Regions from separate parts of the Mus musculus genome. Here regions 2, 3 and 4 are each linked to region 1. Evidence: chromatin loops called from intact Hi-C (ENCODE). Cell type or tissue: left cerebral cortex. All regions are shown on one strand. Region 1 holds the start of Tspoap1 (TSPO associated protein 1). Region 2 holds the start of Hsf5 (heat shock transcription factor family member 5). Region 3 holds the start of Olfr464 (olfactory receptor 464). Region 4 overlaps Mtmr4 (myotubularin related protein 4).

The links. Peaks named below come from ENCODE experiments on the same cell type or tissue, not always from the same donor. Only the 100,000 strongest peaks of a DNase experiment are listed, where the experiment ranks them.
Region 2: a loop joins it to region 1, with 2.1 times the contacts of the local background. A loop is called at or near these places in 3 of 42 quality-filtered maps.
Region 3: it touches region 1 in a loop (7-fold over the local background); 3 of 42 quality-filtered maps call a loop at or near these places.
Region 4: it touches region 1 in a loop (2.4-fold over the local background); 5 of 42 quality-filtered maps call a loop at or near these places.

What each region holds. Positions count from the first base shown.
Region 1 is chr11:87,756,294-87,764,293 of GRCm38, reverse strand. Tspoap1 (TSPO associated protein 1) reads right to left here and starts at 3,753. Exons shown (of 32, transcript NM_172449.2): 1 at 2,566-3,753; 2 at 1,750-1,857; 3 at 1,385-1,513; 4 at 655-834; 5 at 1-96. The coding sequence starts at 2,892. It overlaps Mir142b (microRNA 142b), which reads left to right and starts at 7,339; the gene lies at 7,339-7,453. Mir142 (microRNA 142) reads right to left here and starts at 7,430; the gene lies at 7,367-7,430. In left cerebral cortex, a CTCF peak has its summit at 4,507; DNase peaks (open chromatin) are centred at 3,389, 3,795, 4,506, 7,620 and 7 more places; H3K4me3 peaks cover 4,456 bases; H3K27ac peaks cover 4,743 bases.
Region 2 is chr11:87,612,089-87,620,088 of GRCm38, reverse strand. Mtmr4 (myotubularin related protein 4) reads right to left here. Exons shown (of 19, transcript NM_133215.2): 16 at 7,773-8,000; 17 at 6,557-6,667; 18 at 6,229-6,317; 19 at 3,787-6,013. The coding sequence ends at 5,836. Hsf5 (heat shock transcription factor family member 5) reads right to left here and starts at 2,925. Exons shown (of 6, transcript NM_001045527.1): 1 at 2,184-2,925. The coding sequence starts at 2,817. In left cerebral cortex, no CTCF peak of the experiment used is centred here; DNase peaks (open chromatin) are centred at 3,908, 4,757 and 6,315.
Region 3 is chr11:87,914,820-87,922,819 of GRCm38, reverse strand. Olfr464 (olfactory receptor 464) reads left to right here and starts at 7,817. Exons shown (of 1, transcript NM_146412.2): 1 at 7,817-8,000. The coding sequence starts at 7,916. In left cerebral cortex, no CTCF peak of the experiment used is centred here; DNase peaks (open chromatin) are centred at 1,537, 2,298, 2,860 and 3,660; H3K27ac peaks cover 1,889 bases.
Region 4 is chr11:87,593,617-87,601,616 of GRCm38, reverse strand. It overlaps Mtmr4 (myotubularin related protein 4), which reads right to left. Exons shown (of 19, transcript NM_133215.2): 3 at 4,332-4,421; 4 at 3,886-4,002; 5 at 2,672-2,754; 6 at 953-1,113; 7 at 747-843; 8 at 445-558. Among named protein-coding and RNA genes, the nearest start is that of Mtmr4, 5.5 kb to the right of the region's middle. In left cerebral cortex, a CTCF peak has its summit at 4,861; DNase peaks (open chromatin) are centred at 4,895, 5,393 and 5,987; H3K4me3 peaks cover 2,186 bases; H3K27ac peaks cover 1,736 bases.

The DNA.
Region 1 (8,000 bases):
GCGCAGGGCGATCTGCCTCTGCAGCCGCAGCACCTCCCGTTGGGACTCGCGCAGCAACCGGTCGAAGTCCCGCATATGCAGCCACTGGGGACCTTCCTGGGGTGGGGCGACCAGGAGCCGAGTCAGTCCTAACCCCTTTTTGGACCCTGATCACCTCCAGCACCACCCGCTCTCTACCATACTGGGTCGGTTCGGCTGCGCGGGAAAGTGCGCATCCTCCCATGCATATATGCTTGGTCATATAAGCATGAGTATGCAGCCCCATGCCTCCCCTGGCCCGTGGGCAGACATTCACAACAACTCGGTCACTGGGCGCTCGCCGTGTGCCTGCACTGTGCTAAATGCCTTGTGAACAATCCTTCACACAAGTGTGAACTATGTGTGGATTCCTACAGACAGATCCACCGGCACACAGCTTCAAGCCTAGAGCACGGAAATGTCCAGGTCTTGGACTCAAGCATGGCTCCACCCCCTTTGGTTCAGGCGCCTTCTCCCCACTCCCACCTGGGCCGTTGCCAGGGTAACCTACACCCGAGCAGCCTCCACCTCTCCGTTTCATTTGCATCTCATTAACATCTGGTACACATCCCACACGCCAAGCCGACATCCTTGCGTAGGATCCAGCAGCAAGAGAAGCCAAGGGCCCCTTCGCACCTTGCCCACCAGAGAGAGTCTGGCCTGCAGCTCCCTGCACTCCCGCTGCAAGGCAGCAATCTGTTTGTCCTTGGCCAACAGTGCACTGGCTGTCTCACTGAGGTCTCGGGCTCGCTGGCGAGCTAGAGCCTTACGGCACAACTCCAAACTGGATCCGGGTCGGGGCACAGGGGCACTCACCTAGCCAGAGGTGGGGGTAAAGCCAGTGGTCATCTGAGGGTTTTAAGGTACACCTCCCATTCCTCATCTTCCAGAGAATTAGGATGAAACCCGGTCTGGGGCCTCGGAGACACTGAATCCTCATTGAACCCTATCCAGGCAGTCCCCAACCAGGATCGAAAGCATTAACACTACATCTCAGTTTAGGCTTTGAGGACACTGCTAATTCAGGGTTGCCACTATGATGGGTCTTCTCCCTGCCCCCCACTCCAGCTCCACACCCCAGATGAGCTCAGCAGGAGGCTGCAACCAGCTCCAGCACGTGTTAATCTAGAATTGTGCTCCCTGGCTTCTCAGGAGCCTCCTCATCCACCCCCTTTCCCTCTGGTAGCTCCAGACACCTTCAACCTTCCCCAGGGCCAGCATTTCTCTTTCTTCCGAACCCCTGAACTCCTGGGTTCCTGGGTAGTAAGTCTATGACTCCCAAGCCCACTCCTTGTGGCCCAGCCTTGGTTCTCCTCTTCCCAAGTCACCCAAGCCTCCACCCCGCTGTCTGTCCGTCTGTCCTCACCACCCTCATGTTCGTTTCCTGCAGCTTCTGTGCCCTCTCCTCCAGGCGCTTGGCAATGACTGCCAGTTCAGCATTCTTCCGCTTCAGCCTCCGTACCTTCTCCTCCGTCTCTGGGAAGCTGCTTTTTCTCTGACAAGGAGTCAGCCAGAGTTGGACTGTGTAGGGAGAATCCCACAGACCCATTCCTACTACCCAAAGCCCTAGGCTGGAGCCTGGGCACACAGTGAGATCCTTGGCAGTGTTAAGCAAGGGTCCACTGGGGTTGGGGCATGGGGTTATGTCACCCGTGGGTGCCTCCCTCCTTGGAGAGAATGTTTATAGGCTGATCGGGGGTGCTGAGGGAAACCTCACTCCCCAGGCCTCACCAGCATCTGGTTTTCCTCCTTCAGGATGGTACAGCGCTGCTGCAGCTCTCCCAGGGCCCTTAGCAGCTCCAGATTAGGCCTGTCCCCGAAGCCTATGTTGAACTTGGCCTGGCATAGGGAAGGACCGGGTACGGTGTCTCAGAAACCTACTCAACCTAGCCGGAGTCTTCCGTGTGCAACATCGCCACTCTATAACCCAAGGGGTGAACAGGTTCTCTCTTGTGTCCCAGGCCTTCAGAGAGGGGTGCTACCAGGACCTAAGGAGAAGGGACAGGCCCATCCTCCATGCCTTCATGCCTTCAGCGGCAGCCTCACACCATTCTGGGGCATTTCCTGCTCTTCCTCTATGCTTGCCTTTCTACCCCACAGCCTTTTAGGTAATGGCAGATCAAACTCCCTCCCCATCCGTCTAGACATCTTGGGTCTGTAGAGTCCCCTGCCCTCCACTAAAGTCCTGCTTCCTTCATCCTCTCCAGTAGCTAGCTCACTCACACCCACCCACAACAAAATCTTCCTTGGCTCAGCCCAGCACCAAGCCCACCTCCACACCCCCCAGCATACCAAGATTCCCCCCAGACAGACTCGTGGTGGAAGAGACCTAACATAATCAGAAAGAGACACATGTACCCACACTGAGGGCCAGAGCCAGAGAGAACAGAGCGAGGCCACTTAGATTCCCGTCCAAGGAAGGAAGGACAGATAATCACACAGGCAGACTCACAGACAGAGAGAGACAGAGACAGAGACAAGAAATGTGGGCAGTGGGACTACAGATTATGGCCAGTCCATCTTGCAGCCCTCTCCATCCTCTCTTACCTTATAAGCCTGTGCCTCCTCCTCCTCCAGCCCGGAACAGCTGTACCCAGGGCTCTCTGCTTGCTGCCCCAGCTTAGGCAGCCCGGTCTCTGTTGCTTCAGGATCAGTATTTCCGACAGGTCCAGGGCTATGAGCTCCCTCAGGCTTGGAACTCTCTTCAAACCTCAATCCTTTAACCTGCAGAGCTGTCGGAGTACCAGCAATGCTTGGAGATGCATCTCCAGGTTTGCACCCCTGGCCCTGAGTCCAGTGCTGCCAGGCAGGCAGTGCCCATGGCTCCATGGCTCCAAGGTCTCCAAGCCGTGGGAGGGTTGTCAGTTGCTCCATGGTTTCGGCAAGGGGCCCCCGAACCTGGACCTGGGGACATCACCAGCGGGAAGACTGACAAGGGTCATGCCAGACTAGACCATTCTCCCTGTAAGTGTTTGGCTTCACCGAGTCCATCAGAGGTTGGCTGAGCTCTTCCCACCCACGAAGGAGGGTTCAGAAGGTATCGGGGTTGCCAGACTGGAGCTGGGGTTTGCTCATGGTTCTCTCTCTCTCTCTTGTGTGTGTGTGTGTGTGTGTACGGGGTGTGTGTGGGGGGGTGAGAGACCACCACCAGGAGTGCCTGGCTGAAGGTATATATGTACGTGTGCCTCCAGGTCTGTCCCTGCAGGTCAGTGATGTTTTATTATGTGATTGGAGGATGAATACTCCGACTTGTGTATGTTGAGAAGGGTGGTGCTATGTGTCACTGTCTGTGCCTATTTAAGAGTTACCAGTTGTTTCTGCGTGGGGGTAGGGGCTGTCTGTATTGCAGGGCTGTGGCAGTGTGTGATGCTGTCGCCGGTCCTGTCTCAGTGTTGTAAAGCCCGGTGTATCTGTAGTGGCGTGTGTCTTTCAGTGTCTGTGAGTCTGGCCACCCATCACGACCACTCTGCCTGGAAAGGGTCCGCAGGAGTTCCTGGGAATGATCCCCAGTGATCCACTGTGGTCCTTTATCTCCAGCTTTTCTCTCCGCTGGCTGCCGCCGATCAGTTGCTTGCTGGGTGGCTGGGCGGTCCTAAGGAGGCCTGGGTCGATGGGCGGCTTGCCTCATAGTCTCTGCCTCAGCTAGTCTCAGCTCGAGGGACTGCAAGGGTCCCTCGCGGTCCCGGAGCTCCCCAAATGAGATGGTGGGCACGAAGGAGGGCAGAGCCTCAGAATGGGGAGTGGGGAGCAGGGGAGCATCATCATCCCTCCCTTCCCCCTCCTCCTCCCCTCCTGCCCACCAATAGGAAGTCAGCTGCTGGTTTCCATGACGATGGAGCTGGACTGGTGGGCTGGACCGGCAGGCAAGCTGGCAGGGTCGGGACAGTGGAAAGAGCAGGTTCCTTACTGGATGGTAGGTTAGAAAGCTACCCCCTCCGGACCCCCCAACATGGCCTCTTCATCCCCTTGACCCCACAGACCCTCACTTCCAGGGTGCAGAGGAAAGGGAGTAGAGACAGTCCTCTCCTTTCAGGCAAGACTGATGGGGATAGAACAATGTGACAGAGACCTAGCTGTAGAAAAGGACAGAGCTGAAATGGTGGGATTTGGAATAAAACAAAGAAATAAAAGTCTGAAAATAGAAAGACGAGCAAAAGGACAGAGTGTTGAAATAGGCTGAAAAACGACTTCAGCTTCCCCATGGCAGATCACATTTGGGGGACAGCCCAGCCTTCACAGGCTAGCAGGAGAGATCATAAGACAGGACCTTTTGGGCTGATTTTCCCTCAACCATCAGGAAGTTCATCTTCTGTCTAGCATTAGGCTTTATTTATTTACTTGCTATGAAAAAAAAATGGCTTTTGGGAACAAGGACATAGGAATTGCCCCAACCTAGGTGTCTGCCTGTATGTGGGGCACCTAGATCTCGAGAGATAAGAATGTTGCTCCTAGACGCAAGACAAGCCAAGGTCGAGGGCCCTCATGTGGCACCCCTATGGAATAGCAGCTAAAGCATAGAGAACACCCCCCACCCAGACAGTAGGCTCCACCCAGGCCAGAGCCAATGGAACTGGGTAGGGGTTGGAGTTGCATAAGAGAGAAGGTAACATTCATTTCTCTAAAGCAGTCTAAACATCAGTACACATGCTATGTCATGTAACTTTCAGTCAGCATGCATATGCATGTCATATTACATGTATGTATAGAAGAGTATGCATAGTATGTCTGTGTATACATGGAGATCACTGCATGTATGTGTGCTATTTTGTCTATGAATCTCATTGGATATATATCTGTGCATGGTTTTGTGTCATTGTATGTCTATTTGCTACAATGTCTATGTGCATGCAATTACGTATGAGTTTATCATTGCATTTTGCTATAAATCACAGATATCATGCCATTATACAGCACTAACACATTATGACATACATTGTCATATAATAATGTACAATGGCATACAATGATCTATGTACATGATAAACTTGCCTGGCATGATGTGCACGCAGTCTCTGTATATATATTCTCACCCCTCCATGCCTAAGGGGACTGTCTATAAGATCATCTCAGGATACCCCACTAAGTTCTCAAATGCTTAAGTCCTTTTATGTAAGGTGATGAAATATCCGCCCATGGCTTATACACATCCTTCTGTATACCCAAGGTCTCTTGCATGCTAGGCAAGCACTCTACCACTAAACCATATCCTCAGCCCAGCCCCACCCCACCCCCATGCCTTAAATCATCTCTAGATTGTTTATACCTATTTTATAATACGATGTGAATGTTAAAATAATTGTACTGTACTATTGAGGAAATCACAAGAATAACAAGCAAAGTCTATACATTATAAAGAGACAGCTTCCTCTCTGGTAAGAGTCTTAGCTCAAGCTGGTCCTTCCTCTTCCAGTTGCTGGGGTTGTAATTACATCTACAATTGGCTTGCAATCAAAAACACATTTTGTTTTTCAATCCTAGTCAATAGGATGGCTCTGTGGGTAGGACATTTGCCACCAAGCCTGACCACTGGAGTTTGATCCCCAGTAACCACGTGGCCAAAGTGGAGAACTCCTCCACGCAAGGTGTTCTCTGGCCCTAAATGCACACCACAGTACATTGGTACACTCACCAGCATTCACACACACACACAAATTAAATGTTTTTCAATTCATCAATGTGGCAATCCAGAGAGATCTTGATGATCTCGCGGTTAGTGTCTTATGTACATGAAGCCACCACATGTGAATGTCACTAATGGGTATATTCTTTGGCATTATATGTGTAAGTACTAATGAACATGTGTTTGGCCTAGGTGACTGTATACCCATATGATACACCAGCCACGTCTCATTGTCTATATGTCACAGTTCATGCATGTGGCTGGCATCGGTGTATAGGCCCTGATGAAATGCACATGATGGTGAAAGTGTGTTTTATTAACACCAATGACCTGTGTAGACATGTACAAGGCAGGTGGGCACACACTGTGCTAGCGTGGTTTTGCCCAACTCTTACACTAATAAGAATCCTCTTGGAGCCAGGCAGTGATGGCACACACCTTTAATCCCAGCACTTGGGAGGCAGAGGCAGGCAGATTTCTGAGTTTGAGCCAGTCTGGTCCGGAGTGAGTTCCAGGACAGCCAGGGCTACACAGAGGAACCCTGTCTCAAAAAATTAAAGGAGAGAGAGAGAGAGAGAGAGAGAGAGAGAGAGAGAGAGAGAGAGAGAGAGAGAGAGAGAGAGAGAGAGAGAAGAAAGAAAGGAGGAAGGAAAGGAAAGAAAGATCCTCTTGGGCTGGTGAGATGGCTCAGTGGTCAAGAACACTAACTGCTCTTCCAAAGGTCCTGAGTTCAAATCCCAGCAACCACATGGTGGCTCACAACCATCTGTAATGAGATCTGATGGCCTCTTCTTGTGAGTCTGAACACAGTTACAGTGTACTTAGATATAATAAAATCTCTTTTAAAAAAAAGTTCCTCTAGACCAATGGTTCTCAAGCTATGGGCTGCAATCCCTTGGGAGGCAGACAACCCTTTTACAGGGCCACTCAAGACCATCAGAAAACACAGATATTTACATTACAATTCATTACAGTTGCACAATTATACATATGAAGTAGCAACGGAAATAATTTTATGGTTGGGGGGTCACGACAACCATGAGGAATTGTGTTAAAGGGTCGCAGAGTCAGGAAGGTTGAGAACCACGGCTCTATAGACTTTCTTAGATCAAAACGAGAGGCAAACAGTCTTCATTTTGGAGGTATAGAGAGTAAAAGGAAGCTAGCATAGAAATTAGAGCCAAAGGTAGAGGTCATCTCATACCCTTTCTTCACGTTGCTACAAAGTCTACTTCCGGTGGCCCAAGCCTTCCCACCCCCAGGCTGTGTCTTAGTCAGGCCAAGGTCTTCTGCTCATGTCAGCGAAGCCTGTCTTTCTGCGTCAGTTCTGTTCCCGGGCATCCGGGGAACTCACACAACCCCAATAACAGAGTCAGACAAAAGCGAAACCAGTCCATTCTTTATTAGTGTTGAGGGCCCCGTGACCCTTACCCATCCATCCGGCTCCCTTCTCGAACCCCCAGTCGGCCTGCGATGCAGGACCAAGGCCCCACACATCCGGCCCCACCCCATATCCTCACGGACGTGCATTCGAGAGAGCGGCTGTGGTGTCTCCCCAAGTATCAGGGGTCAGGAAGCACCGTGCTTTGGGGGAGCCATGAAGGTCTTTCGGGGAGCCTGGCCAAATGAGGGCGTGTGAGAGATGCTCACCTGTTTCCTTGATGTTGGAGTGGAGGACGGTGGCAGGGGGCCGCGGCGTGGCGTGGTCTCCGAAGCCCACAGTGCACTCATCCATAAAGTAGGAAACACTACACCCTCCAGTGCTGTTAGTAGTGCTTTCTACTTTATGGGTGACTGCACTGTCTGTCTGTCCACGGGGATTCTTCAGGCCACCTGCTTTTCTTGCCGACTCCTGCTTTAATAAAGGCCCCTGCCCCCTCCCCTCCGTGTAACTTCCCAGGGACCGCTCCACCCTGCCTGTGGCCCCCTAGAGGGCCCGCCCTGGGCCTTGTGGGTGGTGACTCAACATGGCGCCAGATGAGCCTCTTCTTCCCCCGCCCAACTTCCTCTTTGTAACCTTCTTCCCTCCACTCCCCACCCCCTCCGGGTTTCCACCCTATTCTCTCCCTTCTCGGGGACACTCAGGTAAAGACCACAGCCACTCCAGAAGGCTCATCCCCATCTTTAGAACTGCAACATCCTGGGTGGTGCTTCCCAGCCGTATGACCCACAGTCTTGAATCCAACGGAGGCAGCCATGGCCTCCTCCCATAAAGGCCTCGGTCCCCAGCCTTCCCATTAGACAAAGGCCTCCACTCCCACACGCCTCTGTCTCTAGTCTCCCCATTGGAACAAGGCCCCTGACTCCCTCATTCCTGCTCCTCAAGCTGGAATCCAAGTGTGTTGGCAGAAATGGCGGCCAT
Region 2 (8,000 bases), 140 kb after region 1:
GATCTAAATAAAAGAGGGCTAGGCCCTAAAATAGACTCTTCTACAATTAATGGGAATTAGGGAGGTGGGAAAGCAGCAATCATACAGCTGAGACAAGTTGAAGTAGAATTAAAAAAAAAGCCAGGTAAGGTAGCATGTGGCTATAATCCCAGCTTTGGGAGGCTGAGTTAGAAAGACCGTGAAGTCAGGATCAACCCTGACTACATGGCAAGACCTTGTGCCCCAAAATTAACTAACACAGAAAGCAAACAAACAAACAAACAAAACCCCAAAACAACAGGTGAGGAAAAGTAGAAGAGCCAAAGACCTTAGAACATAAAAGCAAACAAATTGCAACGGTGTTTCTGAACTTAACAGAAGAATCACTTTACACCCGAATGAGAAACACAATTGCCTTCTGCACTAAGTCTATGCTACAGGCTATCCTAACACCCTGCTGGACGGGACAACAGGGAGAGAACAGGAGATGCCTCAAAACACACATCCTCCACATACACTAAAAAGGTGTGATTTTTTTTTTTTAATCAACAAATATCCTTTAAACTGCTTAAATAATCTGGACACTGACCTTATGAACACAACTGGAAAAAAAAAAAGATTCACTGGGTACAGGGAGTTGCCACCAAGCCGGATGACTTGAGTTTGATCCCAGTAGAAGAGAACAGTCTCCTAACAAGTTGTCCTTTGACCTCCACACACATGCCATACCTTAAGAGCACGTGTGTACACATATACACAAATAAGTAAATATATGTAATTTTAAACATGAACAAAAAGAATACAACTGGTTTAAAACAGTTAAGAGGAAAAGAATAAAGAGAACTGTTATTTCCCTGTCTTTTCTCCTTATGCCTTCTAGAAATAAGACTTGAAAAATGAAACAAAATAAAAAACCCAAGCTAGAGTTTCTGCTGAACATATTCTGTAGGATTGTCTTCATGGTCTTTTCCCACACAATTCCCAAGTCAAATCAAGGACCAATGCCATGAGGTAGCTCACTATTCCTTTAGAATTCCTTTAGAACATTCCTGGGCCAGTTATTTTCTCAGCAGGTTACTAGAACTTTAACCTAGTTCCTTATCTTCTAAACTCCACAGACAGAAAACCTAGGCCCTTATCTTCCAAATTCCAAATGCAGCATTGCTTCAGTACTGGGCCTAGATGAAACTGACCATAGTGTTATTTGTACATTTGCATTTTTCCCATGCTTCAAAGTATGAAAATTGTTTCTACTAGTCTTCTATGTGAAGGTGAAAAAAAAAATCCAAATTCTGATTATTGTATCCTGTTGCTTTCTTGGTACAGCTGTCTATTGTGGCCTCCATATAGAGCAAGGGGACACCGCCACCCTCACCCGTTTAAGAGTGCAGAAAGGCACTTCAAATCAAGTGCATGAAATACTGTGACCACAGGGCTCTTAACTTTTCACTGAATATTTACACAGCCCCCCTACCCCTCCCCCGATCCCGAATAATTGTGAAATGCCAATAAACTATAAACGTGTGTGTTCTAAAATTCTTTTAAACTTAAGCCTTGACATCTGGTCTTTGTTTCGTTTTTTAGCCGTTTTGCTTTATGTCTGTCCAACCATAACATCTCAAGTAGGGCATCAAACTCCAAGTATTAGTAAACTGGTTCTATTCTACACTGGATCAAACCTTGCCCCTTAGATTATGCATAAACAGTGTCTACCGCTCTATTCATGTCAATAAGTGGAAGGTGTCCTGTCTCTGAACAAATGTGCACTCCAGAGACCTGTCCCTCTTTTCCTTGGCTGGGTAAATAAATAATGCCTTAAGTTTTCTTGCTGGTGACTTTGTTCCTTCGCACCCAACCTGTAGAGTGCCTGTTCTTTTGACTATGGGACAGTGGAGGCCTCTCCCACCCAGTGCTTTGATAAATACAGTGGAGAGACTAGGTACAGGTAAATGGTTCAAGAGCTTTGGGAGTAGGTTAGCTCCTGGGGCTCACTCTCTTAGAGAAGTGTGGAAAGCAAGCGTCAAGTCCATGTCCTTTTTGCAGCTAAACCCGGACTAGGGAGATGCTTACGGACTCTTGCCAGAGGAAAAGCAAGTGCTAGTGGGGATGATGTGACCTAGTCTTGGGGTTGTGCAGAAACGGTGTTTGCGCCCTGCCGCCCACGTGCTTGATGGAAAGCGAGGATCTAGGTGGCACACACTCACCATGCTGCTCTGGCCGAGGCCCAGCAGGTTGGGGCGGCGGGTCCTGATGCTGCAGCGGGGAGGTAGAAGCTGAGGCCGAGGCGGAGGCTGACGTGATGAGGAGCCGCTGGAAGCGGTTGGGCGGGCGACAGGGCACCTCCAGTCCGGCCGCCAGCTTGGCCTTGTTGGCACTGGTGAGCCTCTTGAGGTGAACGAGCAGCTGAGGCTGGTCGCGGCGGAAATGCGGGCTGTGGAAGTGGTGGAGTGGCCCGTCGCCCGCCGGCCCGCCAGCCCCAGGCCCGGGCCCGGGCCCCGCCGCCCCCGGCCCACCCAGCACCACCTTGCGGAAGCCGTAGAGGTTGAGCTGGCGGATGAAGCTGGTGAAGTTGGTGGTTTTGAAGAGCTCCGGCTCGGCCCCGGCCGCCCCGACGCCGCTGCCGCCGCCCCCGCCGCTGCTCCCGGCTCCCCCCGCGCCCCCGGCACCCGGGCCGGGCGGGCTGAGCAGCTCGGCCTCGAAGAGCGGCTGGTCGATGAGCAGCCCCTCGCCTCGGCCGTCCCAGCGGATGGAGCGGTACCGAGGGCTGTTCACCAGCCGCCACAGCTTGGCGGGGAAGTTGTTGGGGTTGATGGGGGTGGACAGCAGCGCCTCCTCCATCGCCCGCCCGGGCCCTGGGCCTCGCCCCGCCGAGCCTGGCTCTCCCACCGTTCTCGATCCCCCGGGCCTTCGCTGCGCCCTGCCCCCTCCTGCCAGCGCCCGGCCGCCGAGGCCCGGACCGTTGGCGCACGAGTCCCGGCACGCCCTCCGGTGTGGCCAATGGGGCCTCGAGTTCCCGCCGCGTGGTGGCCGACGGGGCGCGAGCCCGCCCTCCCCCTCGGTTGGGATGCACGCCTTCGAGGGCAGCAGCGGGGACACTGCGACACAAGGCTACCTTCGCGTGCCTTCCAGAACCGGCCCCTCTCTGTCTGTTCCCAGGAGGGCAGCACGCCAGGGAACCACGGTTCCCGAGGAGAAAGCGGGCGGCCGGTTAGGCAAACTCTGAGGGGCTCCAGCAGGACAGGACGGCCAGCGGAGGTTTCAGAACGCAGAGTGCACTCAGGCGATACACAGCTAATGGTTCCTGAGAACAGAGGAACCCACTCCAGTCTTCCCTAACAGTCGAACTGCTGCTCTCTTCAAATAAAAATGACAGGGGTTGGGGGCTGGGGGTACATACTGTAACTGTAGTACATGAACTCATTCATCTTGTATACAGAAGCATAGTTACACCTTAAAAAAAAACACACCTTAAATTCAAATTAGATGAGGTCCTTGGTACCTGGCAGAAGGGAATAAAGAAGATAAGTATGTGCTTAATGACCAGCTATGATCTCCCAGAGAAGAAAGAAATGAACCTCACTTGAATGGGGACTCAACAAACCCAAAATACAAGAGGGACTACCCATGGGTACTAGTTTGGTTTGGTTTTTTTTATAAAGCCCAGCCTGGACCTTAAACTTGCCTTATTCCTCTTGCCTTTAGCTCCCCAGTACTCGGTGTACAACAAGGCTAGTCCAGTGGCGAACGCTTTATCCATTAAGCTAGACTCAATCCCAATACCAGTAAGAAATAAAAAGACCCAACAAAGCAGCACTAATATAGAGATTTTATTTGAACTGTATTGAGTTTTTACAGCACATTGCATGTTTGTCACAACGCAACTGCACAGTTTGGATTTTTGGCCACATCATGTCACTTACACCCACAACAGCTCTAAAAGGATGCACACATCTGAGCCAGAAGCCCAGAGTCTCTCTCCAAGGCCATGCAATCTGTTCACTGATGGGACAGTCCCTCAAAACAGTCACACAAAGTAGACAGATACAGTCTCCCCGAATGTCCCCAATCCCCCTGAAAACAGAGTGAAGTGCAATGAAAACTGGTAATTAAAAAGCCACTTATGACTGGCAGTAACATTTAATGATTGAGAAAATGCTTAAAATAATTTTATGTATCAGAGACAAATAGTTTATCACTCTTTCATTGATCTTAGGAATTTCTCAGACACACACACACAAAAAAAAAATCTCCATTCTTCAGCTCCATTAAAATGAAAAAAAAAAAAATGTGCTAGGCTGACCTAAATATGCCAAAACTTTTTAGGTTACATCCATGGCAAGTATAAAAGGAGCACAGAGGCTTCGCTGTGGAACTGAAGAAAAGGTCGGAGAAAGGACTCCTATTCTAAATGCAGGTTCTGGTTAGTCTGGAATGAAAAAAAATGTTTTCTTGAAAGCAACGTGACAGTAGCAGTTGAGAAAGACAACGGCTGCAGTTTTAACACAGAGTGAGCATCACATTAATGCGCTAAGGAAAGTGTAGCTAGGAAGTCCTATAAGCCAAGGAGACTGTATCTGTCCCAACCACAGTACATGGCTATGTTACTGTATCTTTTGGTTAAGTGCCACTGGTACATAGTAAGATGAAAAACAAAATCTAAATAAAACAAAACAAAGTGTTTGGTCCAAATGGACACATCCTCACTCCCAATTTTGGTATCAAGGCTTTCTTCCTTCTGTTTGGGTTCCATTGTTAAGTGCACAGAAATAGACAGCAGCATTTGTACTGAAACCCTCACATACCAAGTAGCATATGCTAGGAGGTAAAAACCAAATGCTATATTCTACCCTCAAGGTGTCAAGTGTTCAGGATAAGAAGCAGTGTGACCCAGAGGAGGCAGCGGCCAAGGGAAAGACAACATGGGGGAAGTGGGCAGTGGAACAACAAAATCCTTTATTTTCATGCCAGGAGAGATCAAGGTGTAGCTTCCATTTTAGCACCAGGACAACTAGGAAAAGTCAGGTGCAAAGGGTAGGGCACAATCAGCAGAATTTCACAAGGATAATCTTGCTTTTCCCTTCTCATTCTTCACAGTGCGTCCCTCAAAAGCAGCCACTGCATAACAGTGGCAACTGCCTTCACAGCCCAGAATAACTGGTTCTCACAAGACTAAGCATTACCAGAGTTCTTCTGTTTCCAAGTGTCTTAATCCTCAAAACTGTCCCTCTGAAACTGAATGTTCACTGATGCTAGCCACTGAGCCTGATGAAAAATGCATCCAAGCCTCTATCTGCCATACCAGTCTTTGAACCAAACTCCACAGAAGACAGTGCTAATCAACTAGAGGGAGTGCCTCTAAAGACTGAGCCTTCATGCACAGACACAGAGCACAGAGGTACAGAAGAGAGTTCAACTCAAATAGGATGGGAATTCCTATCTCATATACTATGATCTGCTCTCTTCAAGGTAGAGGAGAGATGGGTCTCACTATCACTTGGAGTTTGGTTATAAGTAAGCCTTTCTATTGCTGTTTGGGCACTGTGCACCAGGCAGTATTTATGAATCATCTTGGGACCTCCAGGAGATAGAAGCTGGAGTCACCAACTCAGTGTGAAGCTTCCAGACTCTGGGTCTAGGTCAGGACCATCACCCCAAAGTGAGGGTCTCTCCAGTAGAAAAAGCTCCTGCCAAATTCAAATTCCTCTGCTCCGGTCACATGGTACCAAGGAGGATTTCTCAAGACGGTATCTTTGAGCTCTGTGTTCATGAGCCATACCAAGGAACCTTCCAGACTACACCTGAAGCAGATCCTCCCTTCAAATCTGCTAAAAATGGACAGATCATTTCCTCTGGCATTCAACTGGAAGCCGTAGCAATGGGTTTCTTCAGATGTTGGCTCATGAGTTCCCTGGCACGAGATACTTGAATGTGTTCATAACATGAGTTACAGACGAGAACTGGGTCATAGAGTTGCTGATCAGGAATGGGCAGCTTAAGGTGGCAGCATCCAGCACAAAATACGTTCCCACAATTTCTGCCAAAGGACAGAGAGGGAGGAGCTCGTCAGAAATATCCATACTTTGAGAATGAATAATAGTCTAAACGGGTATCCATGAATAAATAAAAGTGTTGGATATAAACAAAAATACTAAGATAGCTCCATTTTCAAATTAATTTAGCTCTATACAAGAACCCTACACATTATGAGTAACAACGAGATATGCAACAAAACAAAAAAACTTGTCTTACCTGCAATGATGTCTTCGTTTGGCCAACCAGAATTCACAGTCACAGTTAAAGCAGTGGGATGCCATATGGTCTGGAACCCAGCGAGTCACCTACCAGAAGGCACAAAGGAAAAGTCTAGGTCCACGTCCAAAGAGGAGAACAACACTGCAATCCGGAAAGTAGCCCAAAGGAAACTGGCAAGGATGGATTTTACGATTGGTGACTACTTGCCTAAAAGGATAGTACTTATCTGGGGGGAAGAGTTCAGGCCACAGTAATTCATCTCTGAGAAATATAACCCACTAGCTTGCATGAAGTACCCACTATACATCTGCCTACACATACATACCTCAGTCTCCTTCTTATCAACGGGTTCCCAGCTTGCTTCTGAAAGGCAGTCTTCACTGTGATCAGAGCCAAAGTCTTCAGTGTCACTGCCATCTGACTCCTTTAAACACGTCTGCAGTGTAGGCAAAGACACCCACGTTACTCCCCTCATTACTTGCTGTTCACTGTATTTCTTGTTACATCCTAGATAAATGTTGGCAAACTATGGCCCAGAAGCCAAATCTACCCTGTTTTCCTAAAATCAAGTTTTACTGGAACATGGCCATAGTCATTCATTCATTTATATATTCTCTCTGGCTGCTTTTGTGTCACAAGGGCCACACAATAGTTGTCTTACAGGCAGTCCAGCCCACACAACCTAAAAATGCTTACCCTCTGGCCTTTACAAAATTTGGTTGAGTATTTAAAGCATCACCTGAATACTATGAAGCTGTTAGTCCTGTCTACTCTATCAGCAATGAGAGTAATTGAATGGATGGAAGGGAAGTATCTATGCAGATAGCAAGGGGCAAGATGGCGCCTAGAAGCTCCCTGAAGATTGCAATGCCAGAATCTAAAACAGCTAGGACAGTAAAGCCTAGATGGCCCTCATTATCCCTCACCTGGATTGTTTTAAAACATCCCAACCAAGCCAGGAATAGGGACAAACACCTTTATTCCCAACACTTGGGAGGCAGAGGCATGCAGATAGATCTCTGTGAGACTGAGACCAGCCTGGTGTACAGAGAGTTACAGAGGAAGCCCGTCTCATAAATAAATAAATGAATGAATGAAAGTCCTAGCCGGCCGCCTAATCTGGGTCTCACTTGACTCATCAAGCTGATCCTCCATCAGCTCTCGTGGCTCCCTCTCATTTATACTACCTATCTCCCTTACAATCCCAGCACAAAATGGACACGCCATGTATACACACCATGCCCACCTCCCCCACACACCCCTTTGTTAAGCAATGTCACTGGAGCACCTACAGCCTCCATGCTTCTAAAAATGCTATTTCCTTCTTACTGTCTACCTGGCCAAATATCACACAATCTTCAGCATTCAGCTTAAGCATTATCTTCTCTGGAGAGCTTTCTACTTGCCTTGCCTGATCCCAACACTCAGACAAATCACTATGGTTACCCGTCTTTTCATTGTGATGGGGGCGCCGAACTCAGTGGCACACAGAAAGTACTCAGCAAGTGCTAACAGACAGGTGGGCGTTGGTGAATACTTACAAAGTCATCCTCATAGTCCATGGGGGGTTCTGCTGGAGGGGCACAGCAATGACGAATGTCTAGCCTCATCTGAAGCTCTCGAACCTGTCGCCGTAGCTGTTCCACCTCTTGCCTGTACCCTGCTTCGATCTGCCGTAACCTGTGTTGGATCACATCCGTGGGAAAGGGGAGTCCATCATCATCCAGGTAGAGAGGAGGCACTGGGGAAGGGCAGCTCAGAAGAGAAGG
Region 3 (8,000 bases), 160 kb before region 1:
TGTATTTTGGATTTGTTCTCTGCTTCCTGCTTGCAATTCAAGATGTGAGCCCTCAACTTCCTATAGCTAAGCCTTCACTCCAGCATCATGCATTCTAACCCTCTGCAACTGTAAGTCTAAGGAAACTCTTTCTTCTTTAAGTTGCCTTAGTCATGGTAAGTTTTATCCCAGCAGTAGAAAAGTAACTGATGTAGACAGTAAAGCATATTGGTAGTGATGTGGAGAATATAATCCTTATACACTTCTGGTAGGAATAGGGAGGCATTTCGAAAAACAGTCTGGCTCTTCTTCAAAATGTTAGCAGAGAGACTGGTCTATAACCCAGCAATCCCATATCCAGGTATATATCCCAGATGAAAGAAAGTGTATCTTCATAGAAAATATTTTTCATGAATATCCCTAGCTCTTTAATCACAACACCTACAAAGTAGGGACAGTCCAAATCTCCAATAATTGCACTCAATAGACAAATGAATGTGGTATATCCATTCAATGGAATATACTTCAGTCATGAAAAGGAACAAAGTGTTGATATATGGCACAACACAGATGAAATCTGAAAGCAAGCAAAGGAAACGAGATACAAAGCCAGTGATGAAATGTCCAGAACAGGCTAATCCACAGAAGCAAAGGCAGGTTAGTGGCTGCCAGGACTTTAGGAAAACAGAAAGTATAATGGCTGTTAGTGGATACAAGGTATCTTTGGGGAGTGATGGAAATGTTCTGGAGCTAGTGATGAAGCCACAGGAAACTGTACACACACTAAACCCCACTGAGTTGTACCTTTGTTGTTGTTGTTTTTTTTAAGACAGGATTTCTCTTTTTATCCCTGGCTGTCCTGGAACTCACACTGTAGACTAGGCTGGCCTCAAACTCAGAGATCTGCTTGCTTCTGCTTCCCAAATGCTGGGATTAAAGACATGTAATACTACTATCTGACTGAATTGTACACTTTAAAGTTGTGAGTAAAGGGGCTGGAGAGATGGCTTAGCAATTAAGGAAACAGGCTGCTCTTCAAGAGGGCCTGATTTTTGATTCCCAAAGTCCTCATGGCAGCTGACAACTGTTTTAACTCCAGTTCCAGGGAATCTGAAGCCTCTGTTGGCACTGGGCGTACATAGTGCACAGACATATATGCAGGTAAAACACCCATATACAAAAGGTAACTAAATAGACAAGACACTTACAAACTTAGTAGTTAAAAAGATAAAATAATGAATGTATGTTGAACCTGGTGATGTAGGTCTGGCTATTTGAGACTGACTATTGTCTTAGCTATTTGAGAAGCTGAGGCAAAAGGATAATAAGTTCAAAGTGAACCTGGGCTGTAGAGTGAGTTCAAGGAAAGTGAGAGCCCTCAAAATTGAAAGTAAGAGGAAAGATGGGACTCCCCTGCATGCTAGAGCACTAGTCTAGCACGTGTGAGACCCTGGATACAACCCCCAGAATTCGCTGTTAGATGTGAATTATATCTTGAGAGCGAATGGAGCCAATTTATGAGTAATTCGCTCTGGCTGTGAGAAGAGTTTGTAAGTTGAGATGGAGTACTGGTGAGAAAGGCTTCGGGGCTCAGTCTGTAGAGGGGGTGACTTAGTGTCTTAGGACCCTGATAACTTTCCTGAGAAGGTGGACACCTCTGCGCTGTCCATGGTGCTGACCCCAGGGTTTGCGTTCTTGTCAAGTCCCTCTAGGATTGGCTTCCCCTAGGGGATCTTATCTTCTGTTGGTCCTGTGAGCTGTCATCCTGAAGCCCTGGCCCCAAGACAGTCTCTCCATGATTGCCTGCCTCTGATGTAAGAGCTCACTGACTTTTTAATAACTCCCATTGCTCCTCTGCCCTCAGCAGCCTGAGCCCATCTTCACTCCAAGAATTAAGACTAACTTTCGTCCCCAGAGGAATTGTCCTTCTTAAGGATGATCCTCTAGGTTCTGGCCTGAGGGACGGACAGAAGAAGGAGCTGTAGGAGAAGGATGGATAGAAGATGAAGGCTCAGAGTCTCCTTGGCCATTTGGGCTGGAGGTATGTGGTGGCTTCCTGTGGCTGAGTCATGGCTGAGAGACTCCAGATAAAACCCATTGTGAGACCAGCACAGGGCAGAGGGAAGGTATGGCGAAGTCACTGGTCAAGAATCCTGGAGGAAGGAGATTTGGAGAATAGTTTTATCTGGAGCTAAGTCTTTTGCCTATACTGGTTTATGTTGGGGAAATTTTAGTATAGAGGGTGGGAGGGAAGGCAAAATATAGACAGAGTTTTCTCCTCCAGTGCCCACATCCATACAGCGGCTTCCTCCCACACCCAGAAAAAAGGCAACTCTGTCACTTCCCACCCTCTAATATTCCCTTTTTAATCTTCTCTGGTCCCACCTTCCTCCTCCTGCCTCTCTGCTCTCCTACTCACCCCAGATTTTCATTCCTTCTCCATGGCCACTCTTCTGCTTTTAATTCAGTGTCTGCTCGACCTGTTACTGCTCCAAGGGTGGTCACTGCTCCAAGGGTGGTCACATACTAGGTTCATCCCTGTGTGGTGAGCTCACTTCTCTTCTCTCAGTGTCATGTAGACTGACTTCCTAAGGGCAATGCCCAACAAAGGACACAACCGAGTAACAACAGAAAGTGCTTTCCCCATGTGTATCCATGTCTCTCCCCATCTGCAGTCCCCCCCCCCAGCCCACTCTCTTGCTCCTACAGGTGGAGGAAACATTGCAAAGAGTCTTAGGGAGTTGTGGGAGAAACGTCGACCTTGCAAAAGCAATGCTTGTGCTCTCTCAAACACCCATGTGTTAGGAACGAGGATCCTTGCCTTCCTTCCCAGGCCCCTTCATCCAGAGCTATTTCCCCATTCTTCAGCTCCCAGAGGAGCCACCACAGAGTAAGCATTCTCTCTGTGAGAGGCTGCGTGCACTGGGCATCATGCACTAGCTGGCATATTGGCCTCACATTGAGATTATAATACATGAGGTGATAGAGGCATCCTGATGGGAAAATATTGACACAGGACAGTCTTGTAGAAGACCTGGAGACTCCTAAACCTTCAGAAAAGGGTGTGATTCAGGAGGCTGAGTAGGATTAGACAGCATCTACACGGGGCACTGTCACCTGAGAGACCTTGGAGGGGCCCAGCTCTGTTGACATCGAGGCGTCTTAGAGGAAAACAAGGGAGAAAAGAATGATAATTCTGGGTGCAGATTCTGAGGCCAATTAAGATCTGGCTCTGCTAGTCATTCTCAGTGTGACCTGGGGCGGATAGAGATAATTCATCGTATTTCCTATACATTATTAGCACTGAAGAAGGGAATGCTTCTGAAATATTTACCATAGTGCCTAACACACAGGAAACACCCTACAAATAAACACTGACGAGTATTACCATAAAAATAAATGACTGTGATTACTACTAAGGTGGCAGATTATTCTAGAGAGATGGGGCACTCTCTAGAATAGATGTGAGAACATGCCTGGAATTCTGTCTAAATGCCAGCTCTTTCCTGCAGACAATAAACAGCCTCGGAATTCTTCGGAAGACATTTTGAATTAGATGGGGAAGGTATCTCTTGAGAACTTGACTGCAGGCTATGCATTACAGTGTGAATTAAAACGGAGCACAGTCTGGAGGCAGGAACCCTCCCGGAAGCCCAGCACAGTAAGTCAGGTGGGAGGAATAACTGGTCAGTGATTTCAAAGGAAGAGCTATTCTGCTCTAAAGAGAGTATGTGCAGAATCCATATGCGCCTGGCTGGGTGAGGGGCTAGGAGATGAGAGAGGAGAGCCAGACATGAATTTGGGTTGAAGACAAGGAGTGAGCATGAGCACAGACCGATAAGGACAGGTGGGACCGCATGGAACAGGGCTGCTGGGAGAAAGGTTGAGGCTGGGAGAAAGGTTGAGGCTGGCTGCAGCCAGTAAGGTTACTCTGGGAAGCATGTGTGTGAGAATCTGGCTGCTTCTGCAATGGGGACTTGCCATTTTTTGTTCTTTATTCGCAGAGTTGTGTGTGTGTGTGTGTGTGTGTGTGTGTGTGTGTTACACACACACTTCTCTCCTCCTCTCTCCCCTCTTCCCGCTGCTCTCCTGTTGTTGTTCTGAGGTTTGCATCTCTGCACTCAGGCCATCTTTCCTCAGGACAGGACTGAGCTGACAGGGCTGGTGTTCAGCAACGCCAAGAAGCCTTAGGCTCTGTCCCTGCCTCCCTTTGTTCTCTTATTGTGATATATATACATATATATATTTGCTAAGTGGAAATCTTATGACCATTTCTAAACTACGAGAAATGAGAAAAAATTAGTGAAGAAGAAGAAATATATAGCTATGAAATCAGTTCCTTCAACTGGATATAAACAGTAGCCACCACTGTTAGCATTTTGATCTTATAACAATTTAATAAAGTGTCAGCCAGACATGGTAGCCTCTGCTTGCAATCCCAGCACTCAGGAGTGAGGGAGATCATCCCAAGTCTAAGGCTAGCCCAATTTACATCCTGGCCAGAGCTTCAGAGTGAGATCCTGTTTCAAAAATTACTTCAAATGCTAAAAATGTTTTGTAATTACTTCTTTAAGATAATACCAATACATAATAATATAAAGTCCCATACAACCAAATTTCATTTTAGAACATGAATTTATCACTCCTAAAACTTTATCACATGGAGATATCATGTTTTATTTTAGCAATGTGTTTTACACAGTTATTTACACTGCTTATGGTTTAATCAAATTATAAGTATTCTGTAGGGGATGTACATTCTTAAATACACATTTTTAGAATTAGCTTTTATTTTTCTGATAAACACCTAGGAGAGAATCTAACAAATGTATGGATGTAGTTTATATTTTGAGCTATGGCTGGACCACAGTGATTTCTGTTTCTCTAAACTCTCACAGTGTTGAGGAGTCCAAGTCTTAAAACATATCCTGTCAATGCGATAACCCAAGAAATGAACTTCTCTTATTATATTTTAATTTCTTGGGTGGTTGATAAATTATAGGTAAATCTTAACTATTTTCCCATAGGTGATAAGAAGCCCTGAATATCTTTTAAAAGACTGAAGTTGAATCTCTCGGTAGCATCCACTGGTCTCAGGACTCAGCGTTTGCCACAGGTGGTGTCATCGTGGTTGGTTCTCAGGAACAGAAAGGAATCCATTTATACTAACAGGTAATTGCCACAAGTGTTGCTGGTACTTTGGAGTGGGGTGAGGAATGACAGTATGCACTTTCACTTGTGAATAATTGATTTTGTGGATTTGGTACATTGTAAATAAATCTTATATATTACATCTAGGAGCACTGCATCTTAGCTGTCTACCATCTTATCTAGAAGATACAATTTCATTACGTGTTACTTCATTTTCAAACCTTTTTATCATGACTTATGCATAGTTTATTTAAAGTAAAAAATTCCAAGTAATAGAGACATAAATATCAAGGTGGAGTACCTCTGTGGTTTTTCAAATTAATACAAATGTGCGTGTGGTGTGCACATGTGTGTAGGCTCACACACGTGTGCATGTGTGTGGAGGCCAGAGGTTGACATCAGGCATCTTTCTCCATCACTCTGGGTCCTGGGGCTCTAGAGTCTGGTCCTTGTACTGGCAGCACAAGCAGCTTGTCCACTTAACCACTTCTCTGGAACCCTCATCTTATTTCTGTAAAGTTTATTTTATTTTACCTTTCTATGTGTGGTGGTGGTGGTGATTCATGATGTATCTGTGTAGGGTGCATGGTACGTGTGGTCAGAGGACAACTTTGTGGAGTTGGTTCTCTCAGAAGTTTATATAGGTTTCTGGGATCAATCTTAGGTCATCAGGTTTTTCACAAGTTTGTTGCCCACTGAGTGATCCTACCAACTCTTACCTCCTTCTTTTCTTCCCCCTCCCTTCCCTTCCCTTCCCTTCCCTTCCCTTCCCTTCCCTTCCCTTCCCTTCCCCCTTCCCTTCCCTTCCCTTCCCTTCCCTTCCCTTCCCTTCCCTTCCCTTCCCTTCCCTTCCCTTCCCTTCCCTTCCCTTCCCTTCCCTTCCCTTCCCTTCCCTTCCCTTCCCTTCCCTTCCCTTCCCTTCCCTTCCCTTCCCTTCCCTCTCCTTCTCCTCTTTTCCTTCTCTCCTCTTCCTCCTCCTCCTCCTTTTTCTCTTGGTTTTTGAGACAGGGTTTCTCAGCATAGCTCCTGGAACTCACTCTATAAACCTGGCCTTGAACTCAGAGATCCTCCTGCCTTCAGGGAGCATTGCTTCAGTGGTCCTGTGCTGAGAGTTGTGAAAGCCACAGGGTGAGCGGACTGAACCATCCTGAACCATTGCTTTTACACAAATGCTTGACGATAAAGAATGTCACATGATGATTAACATGACAATATTTAGGGGAATTGTTATGCCTCATAGATGTAGATAATTTTAGAGGGAACTCTGATATTTTCTACCAGTCCCCATTCACCATACTTTAATTTTACTTGTAATTATGTGTATATTTGTGTGTAGGTTTTTTTTTATGTGTATGTATGAGTGCAGTGCCTACAGAGGCCTGAAAACCCCCTGGAGCTGGAGTTACAGGCTGTTGTGAGCCACTCAGTATGAGGTCTGGGAACTGAACTTGGATTCTTTGTGAGAGCAAGAAGTGCTTTAAACTGCTGAGTCATCTCTTCAGACCCCATACTTAAAATTTTTAAATGTCACAAAGATTGCTTAGCATGATGTGTCGATAGAATATTTGCATAAATTTTAAATACACAGTATGAGAGTATCTCAGGAAGATTTGTATTTGGCCCCAGCTTTTCTAAGTTGCTCAACATCAAACACACACACACACACACACACACACACACACACACACACACACACACACACACACACACACACATACACCGTCAGAGAAGCACAGAAGTAGAAAAATATAAGCCACACACACACACACACACACACACACACACACTGTCAGAGAAGCACAGAAGTAGAAAAATATAAGCCACACACACACACACACACACACACACACACACACACACACACCCCGTCAGAGAAGCACAGAAGTAGAAAAATATAAGCCCCGTGAATCATCCCAGCTCACAATTCCAAGATCATCTGCCCGCCTCTTTCTCCACTTACATCTGATTATGTGCACCCCAATTTCTTTACTGTGTTGGGGTTTGTTGCTGTCAGTTTTGGGTTTTGGGTTTCTAAGGCAGAGTTTCTCTATGCAGCCCTGGCTGTGCTAGAACTCCCTCTGCAGACCAGGCTGGCCTTGAACTCACAGAGATCTGCCTGCCTCTGCCCCCCAAGTGCTGGGATTAGAGGAGCATGCCACCACCACCAGGTTCACAATTTCTTATAGTAAACACCTCTTTCTCTTCAAACCCTGTACATCTTTCCTCTCCAAACTCCTGCCACTGGGTGTCTGTTTACCTCAAGTCGTTAGTCTCTGCATCCTCTCATGATCTATGCACATACATGAGTGGGCCTGTGGTTCCAGGTATGCAATGACATGTTTATTTTTCTCACTAATTGTTGCAAGCATATTTGTGAAAGCTGTATTTTGCAAGGTCATATCCTGGATGCTGGAGGTAGGAAAAAGAGTTAGAAATAAACCCTCGTCCAAAGACATTGTGGTCCAGGGGAATAGGGAGTTTGCAGCTATAAATGCCTATGATGCGACACCAGATGTGGTCAGGGAGCTAAGCCAGCAGGGGTTGGCAATGTCTTTATCTTCCTTGCAAACTCCGTCAAGCCATACCTTGGAATAGCTTTGACCAATTCAACACTGATCCTGCAAAGTAAAAAACAAAACAGAAAAACAAAACCAAACAAATGAATAAAGCCCAAACCAACCAACCAACCAACCAAACAACCCCACCCCACCTCCCAAAAAAACCTGACTGACTGTTCACAATGTTTTACATTGTGTTATCTCTCTAGGCACACGGGAGGGCCCCCATGGAACCCCAGAACATCACATGGGTGTCAGAGTTTATTCTCTTAGGTTTCTCACAGACTCAAGAACTCCAGAAACTCCTATTTG
Region 4 (8,000 bases), 160 kb after region 1:
CTCATACACACAACCAAAAACAACAGACAAAAAACCAATTTCACTAAAGCTTTATCTCTGAGATTAAAAATCTGAGATTGTGCATAAGGTTTTTTTTTTTTTATCATTTGCTTTTAGGTGCATCAGTGTTCTGCACAGACATGTATATGTGTACCACATGTGTGCCGGTGTATCAGTGTTCTGCATAGACATGTATATGTGCACCACTTGTGTGCCAGCGGAGGCCACAGAGGAGGGTCAGATCTCCTGGCGTTACAGATGGTTGATCTGCTGTCAATACCAGGAACTGAACCCAGGTCCTCTGCAAAAGCAGCAAGCCCTCTTAAGCAGTGAACCATCTCTCTGGCCCGAAGGTTCTTATTTTAGAATAATTCCTGTCACTTGCCTGCTAGGCACCATCCCTCTCCACTGACTGCCTCCTATTTCCCATCCACAGTGCCTCACCTGTATACCACAACAGGGATGCGTTTCCAAGAGCGGAAAGAAGCCACGTTCTCCAGCTCTTTATCTGTGATCCACACAGGAACCAGCAGCTTCTGGGGGTAACTAGGGCACAGCCTGAGAAAAGATGGGGGAGGGTGTCCTGATCTTAATATGGAGTACCAATCCTAGGAGATGGCTTTGAGACAACAGGGACAATTTGAGCCCTCCTCCCTCATGGACCCAGAAGCTAGACATGCTACATTTCATTCAAACATAAAGTCTGAGTATGGACTATGTTTCACACCCAAGCCCTGCACCCTCACTTGTAATTGCTGTTGATATGCGAGACTCTCCAGACATTCTGCAGGTCAAAACCCATCCTTGCGAGCTCTGCCTCCTGTCGACATCGGATGTGCTCTCCTGCAACACAGTCCCCAGCCTGTCAGCTTCCCACACCACCGACATCCAGGGGTAAAGGAGGAGGGGACTGTGGGCTAACAAGCAGATTCCCCAAGAGGCCTGGCCTCACCTGGCTGGCACAGGTGGGTATGCTGGTCCTCCTCGGTCAGCCCCAGGCACCACGCATGGTAGGCAAAGGCAAAGAGATCCTCGGGCTTGGCAGGTCTCGCTGTGGCCCGGCTTAGCCTTGAGAGCCACTCTTGGCACTGCTTGAAAGTAGAGAAGTGGCACCTGCCAGGCAAGAAGCCACAGGCTTGGATGAGGCAAGGGATTGACAGGCCATGGGGTCAAGAGTAAACAACACAGCCCCAAAAAGGCTACCAAAGAAAGGAAACTGCAAAGCATGAGGTAAGGAAGTGACTCTGGGGGGAGGGGAGGAGACATCAACACCTAAGAGTTGTCTCTTGTGACAATTCTCATGGCCACCCTACCAGCCAGTGCTAATACCTCCTATGAGGCACAAGTCCTGCTCCCAGCAATCTTACTCCCTTGTTTTTTCCTCCTTAGCCACACCCTACTGATGTTTTAAAGACAGTTTCAGTCCCACCTCTTCCTTGAAGCCTTTCTTGGCTTTCTAGGTCTCTCCTCTCTCGACTCCCAATGTGCCTGGAGTACGGAGGAGGCGGCTCTGGGCAGCACACGTGTGCCTTAATAACTCGACTTTAGTTTTCCCAAAGGAAAAGAGCAAAGGGATTATCCCAGTCTGCCAAAGACCTCAGCACACAGCAGGCTCTCGCCTGAGCGTCCTTCCAAGTACTGCCCGGTCCTCCCAGTACTTCTCTCTCATAGCCAATTTATAGCAAATGCTGGCTGCACCCAGAATCTGGACTGGCCCCAGGCATGGTGCCATGGCCTCTCACCTGAGCTAACCACAGCAGCTTCTTAACCAGCTACTCAGCCTCAGCCTTGGCTTTTGTCCCCATTTTCTTCTACTTGGGTCCAAGGTGACAGCCAGCGTGGCCCATAAAGCATTAACCACATCACATCACTGCTGTGCTCAAACCCTCCAGAGATTCCTTAGATCCCTCCAAGCCAACGCTAACTCCGGCCACTGCGAGCCCTGCCCCCTGCTCTCGTGACTCACATCCCACTCCCCGCACTCAGATGCACTCCTCCCAGCCACGTGAGCATCTTGCCAGTCTTCTGATCTGCAGGCAGGGGTCACACCCACTTCAGAACCTTTGCACTCACCTTGCCCTTCGGCATACCTTTCCCTCAGATACCTGCTCAGTCACTTTCCTCAGAGCCTGACTCCAATCACCCTTTATCTACAAGGCTTTCTGCGGTCAGCTGTTTAAAGCTAGAAGCTGCAAAACTTTTCTTGGTTTTACTTTCCATTTTAGGATTGTAAGTATTTCACTTACTCATTGTTAGAGCCTCCCCACTGGAATATAAGCTCCTTAAGGCAGGAAGTTTTGTCTGTGAGTTCTTGGATATATCTGCAGTACATACACTGTGTGGTACAGACTGCTCAACAAACTTACACTACTTAAGTGAGAGCGCTGTGCGACAACGCTGTGCCTACCACGAACCTAGTGCTCGCACTCATTACCTCAAGCAGTCAGTCCTCACAACGGCTCCATCCCCATTTTATTTCAAGTCAAGACAGAATGGGTTAGCCAATTGACCTTCTGACTAAGAACGGGGAAGTGAGTTGTCACCTTTTCCTCCAGTGGGGAACAGAAAGTGGAGTCGATCCTCTTACTCCAAGGGTAGCGTGCAACAGAGAGGTCTGTCTGTCTGCACAAGGCGAGGGTCAGAGACCATGAACGAGACCCGCTGTGCTCACCTCACCACTTTGGAGTCCTTGCAGGCAATGTGCAACTGAAACATATCACGGCTTTCCACACTGTCAATCATCCGGAGGGGCACCTGCAGTGGAAGAGCAAAGTGAGGCCAGGTGCCCCCAGCCTGGAAGGTGACACAGCAGTGAGAGGAGGGAGGTCAGCACTTGCTGGCGGTCTGCTAGGGCCTCAGCACTTGCTGACAGTCTGTTAGGGCCTGGGGACCAGGCCGGGTGCTGCCAGAATGTCACCAGTTAATACCATAAGAATCCTGAAGGCAGGTGATTTTATTCCATAAGGAGGACATCATCACTTGGCCAAGGTGACACAGAGTGACAATGCAAGAAAAGGGGCCACATCTGCCCGGCTCCAAAGTCTATCTTCTTCTAATAAAGAATGCCAGTGTGGCTCAGGGGTTAAGAGCACGTGCTGCTCTTGCAGAGGATCTAGGTTTAGTTCCCAGCACCTACACAGTTGTTCACAACTTCTTGTAACTCCAGGTTAGTCATCTGGTCTCCTCAGGTCTAGGCGTGTACATGGTACACACACAGACTGACACTAACAAATAAACATAAAATAAGAAAAAAGCAGCTAGGGCTGGCAAGATGGCTCAGCGGTTAAGAGCACTGACTGGCTCTTCCTGAGTTCAAATCCCAACAACCACATGGTGGTTCACAACCACCTGTAATGAGACCTGATGCCCTCTTCTGGGGTATCTGAAGACAGCTATCGTGTACTTATTTATAATAAAAAATAAATCTTTGGGCCAGAAGGAGCAGGGACTGAGCAAGCGGGTTGACCAGAGCGAGCAGAGGTCCTAAGGTCCTAAAAATTCAATTTCCAACAACCACATGAAGGCTCACAACCATCTATTCAGCTACAGTGTACCCATATATTAAAAAAGAAAAAAAAAATAAAGAATAAAGAAGTTAGGCAGTGGTGAGACACATCTTTGATCCCAGCACTGGGAAGACAGAGGCAGGCAGATCTCTGAGTTCGAGGCCAGCCTGGTCTACAGGGGGAGTTCCAGGACAGCCAGGGTACACAGAGAGACAGATAAACCTGTACATAGAGAAATGAGCTAAGAAGTAGCAAGGCCAATGGGAAGGAAATCCCATCTCTTTGGGAAGACATACTTTGGTAAGGCACTGGAACAACGCCACCTTGAAGCAGATGGGGACTCTGAGTCTGGTGTGAAGAAAACAAGACGAGAACTTACGTTGATGACAGAGTCTTTGAACTTGATGTGCAGCCGGTAGTTAGAGATGGCAATGAGGGCATCGGTTGCCCGGCCCAGGAATTCCACTCCCTCACCCTGCAGCACTGTGAAGGGTACCTGTAAAGGTAAGAGAAACTCTCAGCCCACAGTCCAGGCTCTCCCTTGTTGTTCTCAGCAGCCCTGCTCTATAGCAGCCCTGAGGAAAGGGAGATGATGCAGGATAGTCAAGTCAGGACACTGGTCATCTGCTGTGCAGGAAAACTGCCTCTCCCCTTCCCTGAGGCCAAAGGCTCCAATAACACAGACTGACAAATACAGGAGCCCACCCCCTTCACAGGCCCAGGAGGAGGAAGCCAGGGCTCTGGTAGATCCTCTAAAGATTTAAAAGTCTGGAACACAAACTGGGCAGGAAGCCCCTCCCACCATGAGCCTCCTGTTCTCCTTACCTGAAGATTCTCCTCCTCCTTCACCAGTTCCTTGGGGGGGAACAGATCCTTGGCTTGGATGTACTCCAGGCTGGGGGGGCCCTCCTCACCCTGCAGGGAGGCCATAACCTTGAGTTTGCCACCCCACCTGGCTCCTAAGGCTCATTCACTTTGCTCCTCTACCAACAAACCTACAGACACCTTCCTTTGTTTTAAAGGAGACCTGACTTGGCTGGAGGAGGAGTAGAATAAAGTGGTACTCAGGGAAACGTGAACTAAGCCAAGGAGGAACAGAGAATCTGTACCGCTTAAACAGACTTCTCCTTTGAACCAAAATTGCAAAAACCGTGAGGAAGGGAGGGAATTAAGAAAGCCTCCTACCAGAATAAGACTGGTAGGGTTGGGAGAGGCACCTGAGGCACAGGAGCCAGCTGAGGTAGCTGGCTAGAGAGAAAGAAAACAGGCCCCTCCAGCCACTCAAGCATCAACCTGGTGGGTGGAGACAAAGAGGAGGAGGTTGGGGGGATTCAGTCCCATGCCTCTAGAGGGCCTTTGTGAATGCCTTCAAAAAGGAAGCCTGTGTTTTGGAGCTGAGCTGATCTTCCCATTGGGCTCTCGATATGGACAAGCCCCCACTACCTGCCAAGCAACCTGCCCCGCCTGCTGATCTGAGGGGAATTCCTAAGGAATACCCATAGCTAGCTGAAGTCACTCTGCTCCTAAACACCAAGGGAGAAGAAAAGAGGGAATCCACACTCAGGGAGGAAGCAGGAGACCCAAGGACAGCCAGGGGAGAGAAGAGGCCTGGCAGACACCTACGGGGGGGGGGGGGGGGGGGGCACGACATCTGAGAGGACAGATGGGGAAGCTGGGAAGGAGCATTAGCCAGGGGAGGAGGGGAAGACTGGGGATGATTCAGAGATACAGAATCCTGCAGAGGCAGGGAAGATGGAGAAAAGAGACTGTCTGGGGGACAGTCAAGGAGAAAAGACTGGTATGTCAGGTGAACGATGGAGTATGTGAGGGGGAGGGGACTGGAGACCTAGAGACAGCTCACAAACATCTAAGCTTCTCGTTCAGTTCAGCCCCGTAACATCCCACACAGCCTACCAGGCACATCCTACATCCCCAAGCAAGGATGAGGCGGGTGGGACCAAGATGGAGAGGAGGTAATGGGATGTACCCCTGCAGGGCGGGGCCTGGAAATCTGCAGTCAAGGGCAGTGGCTGCAGAGCCAGAAAGAATCACAGAATTTTCATTCCCAGTACCCGCTTTCCTGAAGCAATTCAGAGAAAAGAGCTAACCCGTATCCCCTGTCCCTAAGGTTTGAGGTCGTGTCGGGGTCTTTGGGCGGGGCTGTGGGTACAGCATGCGTTGGGTGCTCCCCCCACCCCCGCCCCAGGCCCTGGCAGGACAGGCCTGGCACTTACGAAGCAGCTAAGCATGGAGCAGGAGACGCGGGCGGTCAGGCTCATGGTCACGGGCTGTCTGGACCAGCGCACATGTCCCCGGAGCCGCTGCGCTGCCCGCCAGCCCCGGGCACCCGCTGCATCCCGGCTGCGGGGCCCGCCTGATGCAGCCACGGCCAGAAGCAAGCGCCCTGGCGCCAGGACCCAGCCTCTGCTCCCGCGCGCCTCTCCCCTCCTCTCCACAATGGAGCGGGCTCGGCTCCGCCCTCTGGCAAGAGCGAAGGGAGGGGAGCTCAGCGACAGGAGAGCCCAGGACTCCGCCGAGGAGGTGGAGGCGAAGGCGGAGGCAGAGAGGCTCCTCCCGCCCCGCCCGCCGCCCTGGCTCCGCCCTCCCCGCAACCTGGGCAGCGGGGGAGACAACCACCACCACCACCACCACCTCTCCAGGGAACTCTAGGGACATTCTAGAGTGGGACGAGGGCCCGCCCCAGGACTGCTCAGAAAGAAGAAGCGAGTCCGCCCACACCTTTTCATTTCCCATCTTTCCAGGTGTGCTACCCTACACCCTGCTTGTCGCACAGTTCCCACACCCTCTTCCCTTTTCCCAGAGCACTCTACGCTTGCTGCAGATCCTAAGATGGAGCTCTCCCCACGTTCTTTACAGCCCCAAGCCTGCCTTCTTTCCCTCCGAAACCACGGCCCAGCACGCTCTATTCACTGCCTCCCTGCTTACACTAACCTCCGTTTGTCCTCTTAAAAAGACTATTGGTCTAGTCTTATCGTAGTGGACATGCCACACTTCTCTAAGGGAAACCCTTGGACTTTGTATCTTACCATCCTCACGAACCCTCCTTAGTTCCATCTCTCCCTTGATTCCCAACCACAGATAAGAAAATCCTTTGGAAGAACTTCTTAGTCTAAGAGAAGAACTGATTATGGGTCACTGAAGCTATAGAAAGCTACAACGAAAACAACAACAAAACTCAAACCCCAGGAGTAGAGCAATGAATAGTGTTGGGTAGAGAGCCAAGGCATAAGCAGTTCGTGATAAGCAAGCGGCTTGGTGTCTCCAAAAGTAACAGAAAGCTTACTACAAACTCTTACACTTCCTGTACCTGGTAACCTCACAAACCAGGGCTTTTGTTTGGGGGGACTTGGGATGAATTTTTAATTACGTACTTACAATAATGGCCAGCAGTGGCAAGCATGACCCTAACTCTCCAAGAATAAAGCTGGAGCGCATTTCACGGGTGAGACTGTAGGCTTAGAGAGAAACGGTGCAGTTCTCCTAAGTGGTGGTGCTACGATGAAAGGAGACTCAGTGCGAAGTGCACAGCGTTCTCAGTGCACCACCGAGTTGGAATAGGGGATGAGCTATCAGTCCAAGGGGGCAGGCTCAGCAGTAGGCTCTCTGGAAAGAGCAGGGGCTAATGCACACATCACAGAGAGAACCAGGAGAGGAGGGACTTCACCACTGGCTGAATTCATTAACCTGTGACCCCTGGAAGGAACTGAAGAGATACAAAGGCTAGGTCCTGCCTGGAAAGGGCTTCAGTCTCCTTCATCATAACGGCTGAGCCCTAGCTCTCCCACCAGGACGGAGAGGACCCACCGTCAGAAGGCTGGCCAGGTAGATACTCAGTCAGCTGTCACCTGCAGTGGCTTAATAGACTGCAACACCTGGGAGCTGGAAAAGGCCTACAATTTGGGTGGAATCACTCCTGGGACAGCACCAACAATATATTCATGAGACTCACTGGGAGTTCAGGGATCTTATTTAAACACAAAACCAAAAAACCATGGAGTCTTTTCTGGAACTCACTACATAAGACTTGGCTGACGTCACTGAGAATCACCTTTCTCTGTCCCCAACTGATGTGATTAGAAGCCTGTGCCACCACGCCCTGAAGTTCAGGAATCTCAGATAAGAAAGACTTGTTTTCTTAAACCAGAATATGCATAGTTTTAACCGGGGATCCAAGTAAGAGGCGATATAGCGGTTTGTTAGAAGGGACGGCCTAACACCGAGAAAAACTACAAGCTGCTGAGCCCAGTGCTATATAGTGCCCGATATATATTTTTTTCAATCCTAAGAAACCATAAGCTAGATACATAGCTCAGTGTTAGAGTACTTGCCTATCATGTACAAGGCCCCACACTGCATTCACCTGCAATCTTAACACTTAGGAGATGGAGGGAGAAAGAGGGATTGCCCACAAGTTCAAGGCTGGCATGGGCTACATGTCTAGTACCAGGCTAACCAAAACTCTACAGCAAGAAC